Linked DNA regions of Homo sapiens: region 1 is linked to region 2. A link is a contact called in ENCODE Hi-C or POLR2A ChIA-PET data. All regions are on one chromosome and are shown on one strand. Each heading gives the region's core, a stretch centred on a gene start or an enhancer-like site at or near the end of the contact. The rest is flanking DNA. Distances are from core to core; before and after follow the strand shown.

What was found. A loop is a pair of places that touch in the nucleus more often than their neighbours do. ChIA-PET counts read pairs that join two places held with the same protein, here RNA polymerase II (POLR2A). Pooled maps may share reads with other maps.
Region 1: a map with no recorded cell type shows a loop between it and region 2 (4-fold over the local background). The contact joins two enhancer-like sites. A Hi-C loop is called at or near these places in 4 of 168 maps with a recorded cell type or tissue (GM12878, MCF 10A, mammary epithelial cell and 1 more), 14 of 37 single-sample maps with no recorded cell type and 13 of 50 pooled maps. POLR2A ChIA-PET finds 5 or more read pairs at or near these places in 2 of 52 experiments (BJ and GM12878).

What each region holds. Positions count from the first base shown.
Region 1 is chr18:50,098,706-50,101,405 of GRCh38, forward strand. The region is part of intron 1 of MYO5B (myosin VB); the gene reads right to left. Among named protein-coding and RNA genes, the nearest start is that of MIR4320, 27 kb to the right of the region's middle. RefSeq lists enhancers at 1,089-2,288, 1,638-1,787. Within about 2 kb of position 1,431, at least 3 of the 41 ENCODE cell types and tissues checked have a DNase peak (open chromatin) inside an H3K27ac peak, as active enhancers do.
Region 2 is chr18:50,355,109-50,357,808 of GRCh38, forward strand. It overlaps LOC105372114 (a long non-coding RNA gene), which reads right to left. Exons shown (of 3, transcript XR_935466.3): 2 at 750-844. Among named protein-coding and RNA genes, the nearest start is that of SKA1, 19 kb to the right of the region's middle. Within about 2 kb of position 1,328, at least 4 of the 41 ENCODE cell types and tissues checked have a DNase peak (open chromatin) inside an H3K27ac peak, as active enhancers do.

The sequences.
Region 1 (2,700 bases), core at 181-2,680, 260 kb before region 2:
GCTCCTCTGTATCATCAATGTAATGACTCCAATACATGCTCTTGGAGCATAAGCAATCCAGGTACCAACAGTGGTCAACTGAGCAGCTGGGAAAGAAACCTTCACCAAAGGACAGCAGTTCAGATGATGGAACCTCTGATCCTTGCAGTCCAGCTCCTGTAATCCCAGAAGAAAACCCTAAGGATGCCAAGGCCACCAGCTTCCTAGTCACCTCTGTCAACACCCAGCCCCACTGTCAAAGTTGTAAACCTTTATACTCCCCTGAATGAATCTGAAGAACAGATTAAAACGGCCTTTATATGAATGATCCAAGCACAACTACAAGAGCTGAATGAGTCTCAGCAACTGCTTAGAGGCTTCAAGCACAAGTTGCCTTTTTTTCTTTCCATTTAATTCATCTTCTGACCATGAATTCAATCCGCATCCAAGCTTGTCTCAATCTGGAGTTTCTTAAAGTCTGAGGATGCACATTTCCAACCTAAGACACAACAGTGTTCATATCTTTTGTACCTACTGTTCAGAATAAGAACAACTGATACAATAAAACCCAAAACACCTGAAACAAAAAAGGCATGTCAAGCAATAATGAGAAGTAGGTTTGGACAGGTAGAGTGGGACAGGATCATGGAGGCTTCTCAACACAGGCAGCTGTTTGATGTTCCAGAGTGGATAAGTGACACAGGAAGACTGTGCTTCAAGGATACTTAGCAACAGTGGGACACACAGTAGAGACTTAGGGAACAGGAGGAACAGAAGTCTAACAAGATGCCATGGTTCCTTCCACTCCCAAAAGCCTGGCTTAGATGCAAAGCCAGCCAGTCAGCCAGCCTTGTAAGTAAAACGTAGTTGATTCTTGGGGTTCTACTACCAACAGGCCACCACAGAACACAAGGATCTTACTCTAAGTGAGACATTCTCAATTAGGGGTGATTTGGGCCCCCAGGAAACATATGGCAAGGACTGGAGCTTTGAGCTGCTTTTAAGTGGTGGGGATGAAGTTCCACATAATTTCAGCAACCATCTTTACATGAATTTGCAGAATAGTTAGCTGAGAAATACACGGTATCTTGTACTTATGTTCCCCCTGTAAAGCCAACTGGCTTCGTTGATGCCAATGGGCACCTGACATTAGATATATAAACTTTATCCTCCACCAAAAGGGCTAAATATAGACTACTATTTACTAGGGCCCGTGTGTGCCTGCCATGGGTTCACTGGGCCAGTTCAGGACACTGGACATAGGACCAGGGCTCCACAGTCTACACACAGATTCTCAGTGTCCTAAAGCAACCTTCAGAGATTTACCTCCCACATCACTATAGGTGCCTTCCAAGCTCAGATCCAAGATACACAGCCAAGATATTTCAGCAACAACCTGGCTAGAAACCGGAAGAACACTATAAAGTCACATGCACATTGGTCCAATGACAGAAGGAAGGAGCTTATTTTCTTTTCTACATGAGCACATCTGTTTGGATATTCACTAGAGTAAATACTTAAATGACTAATTCACAGTTTCACTTTGTCATGGTTAAAGTATTTTATGAGACATCTGCTTCTGCTAAATCAGGATCTTGTTTCCTCCTGAGCTGTCACACTGAAGGCAGGAACATATGATGCTGGTTGTGTTGCACCAGCAAAAGCTTGAGAGAATAACCTTTTCAGACACAAGACTCCCAGCTTCCTTTGGTATCTGTGAAGCATCTATTACTGCAAGTCAACAGACCCACTGACCACAGGAAGACCTCAACTAGTGCACAGAATTATGCTTCAACTATATTCAAGTGAGAAACGGCCTGCATGGTATGGAGGGAAGGGAAGTTTTACCCCTCTGCCTACCACCCTCCCCACTTTCTACTTCTCTCCTCTTTCCCCAAAGCACATCGTACTGACTGGTCAGGGTCCAAGACATTACCTGGTACTAGCTGTTGCTCAGGCACAGTCACTGGGGGCCAAAAGCCACATACTATGCATGCATCTCCCCTCTCTTTTCCAGGTCTAGGGATCAGCAAACCAAACCAGAGCTGAAGATTCCTCCTAAAGCACTGGGCTCTTTCTCTGCTCTCTTCTTCTTGTCTTTGCTTTGCAAGGAACAATCAATCAGAGCATGGCAAGACCCCTAGATGCGGAAGTGGCTGAGGGAGAGCTGGAGCCAGCAGCATCACCCGAAACTGCAGTTTCCCACCCAGAACTCTGCTTTGGGAGGGACAGGGCTTGGGCCAATGAAAACCTAGAACTTCAGTTACTATTTGGCAATTGTTCCTTAAGAAGACCACAGGTCCGGGGAAGGGAAATGGGGAGGTATTGAACAATCAGTTACAAGATGAATAAGCTCCGTGGATCTAACCTACAGCATGGGGACAATAGTTCACAATAGCATACTGTATAGTTGAAGTTTGCTAAGAGGGTAGACCTTAAGTGTTCTCACCACAAAACAAATCCCCCAAAATGGTAACTATGTGAGGTGATAGATGACGAGTATGTGAATTAGCTTGATGATAATCATTCCGCAATGTATATGTACATCAAAGCATCAAGTTGTACACCTTAAGTGCCAATTTTGTCAACTGTACCTTGATAAAGCTACATGGAAGGGAAAAAGAAGGTCACAGGGAAGAGGGGTACTTAGTGAGGCACCAGCCAGGTATCCCTGAGTCCTGGACCATCATATTCCTGTATGGGGCCATCTTCTCTGTAAGT
Region 2 (2,700 bases), core at 78-2,577:
AAGACAAATGCATAAAATTATTATAAATATGTGTTAATGGGAGACAATGTATAAAGATGTAATTTAGGAAGAGACAGCTGTATAGGAGCAGAGTTTTTGTATATTATTAAAGCTAACCTGATACAAATTTCAATTACAGTATTGAAATTTCTTCATAATGATAATAATTGTAATTATTTCTCAGTACCTGCACATTCTGTACCTGAGGATTTGACCAACCAAAGGTCAAAAATATTTGAAAAAAATCAACACAGATAATATGACTAGAAATCATATGGATTTGAAAAATAGTACAGCATAACCGCTATTCATATAACATTTACATTTTATTAGGCATTGTAAGTAATCTAGAGATGGTTTAAAGTATACAGGAAGATGTGTGTACATTATATGCAAATACTACACCATCTTATATATAGACTTGAGCATCTGAGGATTTGGGGTCCAAGGGAGGTCCTGGAACCAACCTTCCATAGATACAGAGAGATAACTATTGATTATTTTAAAAAAAAGTTAGGATGTTAATTGAAAGTACATGGCAGCTCCTAAGAAAATAATTTTTAAATATTCAGAAAAGAAAATTAGGAGGAAATCCAAACTTTGTATTAGAAAAAAATCAATTAAACAAGAAAGCAATATTGAAAGAATTGGGGGGAAAACATAACAAATATATAAAACTAAGAGCAAAGTAGCAAAAGTAAATCTTTCCTTATCAGTAATCACTTTAAATATAAATAACTGAAACTCACCAGTTAAAAGACAAAAACTGGCAGGATGGATTAAAAAATAAAAGCATGTTGTCTGCCCACAAGAGACTAACTTTAGGTCCAAAGATACAAATAGGCTGAAAATAAACAGACAGAAAATGATATTCCACACAAATAGTTGCCAAAACAGAGCTGGTATAACTACACTAATATCAGATGAAATAGACATGAAGTTAAAATTACAAAAGACAAGCAAATTCACTATTCATTGATAAAGGGTCAATTTATCAAGAAGATGTAACAATAATAAACATATATGCACTGCTATGATTTGGGCATGGTTTTGCTGTTGTTGTTGTTCCTGCCAAAGCTCGTGTTGAAACTTGATTCCCAATGTGGTAGTGTTGGGAGGTGGGGCCTAGTGGGAAGTGTTTGGGTCATAAGGGCAGATCCCTCATGAATGGCTTGGTGCTGTTCTCAAGATAGTCAGTGAGTTCTTCCTATTTTAAGACTGGATCTGGATTAGTTCTCACAGGAATTGATTAGTTTCTACAAGTGTGGTTGTTACAAAGCCAGGTCACCCCTCATGTTTCTCTTTCTTCACACGTCTGCTTCCTCTTTGCCCTTCTCTGTCATGTTGTGACTCAGCACAGAAGCCCTTGCCAGAGCCAGGGTCATGCCATTGAGATCCTCAGCCTGCAGAACCATGAGCTAAATAAAACTCTTTTCTTTATAAATTACCCAGTCTCAGGTATTCTTTTATAGCAACACAAAAGGGACTGAGACATGCACCAAACAACAGAACTCCAAAATGTATGAAGCCAAAAAAATGACAGACTTGAAGGGAGAAATAGACAGTTCTGCAATGCAGTGGGTTGACATCCTGGGACTGCTGCTCCTGGTGGTAGGGGTTGACAGGACAAGCTATCTGCCCACATGGTGCTCACGGACTAGCAGAGGAGGCAGTGACAACTGCTGTGAAATAGTAGTGAGTGTTAAGAAGAAAGATGGGGAGAGGCACGTTAGGCAGAGTGAGGAAGTGAGAGAGATAAGGCAGGAGGGGTGTTGCAGAGCAGGTGAGAGAGGGGTATCCTAAGCAGGTGGCATTGGCAGAGAAGGCTGGGAATGGTCTACACATCCCATGTTTGTTTCTGAGTGGTGGGATAATGAATTTTTTGTTTTATTCTTTATATTTTTCTGTGTGTGTGTGTGTGTGTGTGTGTGTGTGTGTGTGTGTTTGAGACAGGGTCTCTCTTTGTCACTCAGGCTGGAGTGCAGCAGCACAATCTCTACTCACTGCAGCCTCCACCTCCTGGGTTCAAGTGATTCTCGTGCCTCAGCCTCCTGAGTAGCTGGGATTACAGGTGTGTACCACCACAGCTGGCTAATTTTTAAATTTTTTATAAAGTCAGGGTCTCACTATGTTGCCCAGGATAACATTTTCAATTAAAAACATGTGCTACTTTGATTTTCAGAAAAAGGGAGTGCTTAAAAAGAGAGCGAAAGTTCAACTTCATAAACTTGAAGAGCACTGCTGACTTCCTACCTGTGGCCACGTAGTCCTAGCTGCGTTTTTCTGGTGGCTTCCAGAAGAATGGCACTGCCCTGCCACCTTGTGGCCATGTGGCAAGTAAACCTTCCAGCCAGCATTACAATAAAGCCAAAATCTGTTTTCTCACGTTTGAGGAAGATGACAAATATTCAGCATTCTAAGTAAGCTATGATTTGGATGGAGCTTTATTGATAGCACTCAGAGATAACGTGTTCTGCTTTATGGTAATACTTCATCCTTTTGGCATCATCAAGAAACAGCCTCTCTACTCAAAGCTTAACTCTTAAGGACCTACATAAAGATTATCTGAACATTCTTATTCATTTCTTACAGAGTGTATTGAACACAAAAACCTTTCCTTTAGAGCTCATGATTTTTAAAAACAATATCTCCTCAATGCAAAGATAAGTTCAATCCATCACCAGGAAGAGCCCAGGCTTA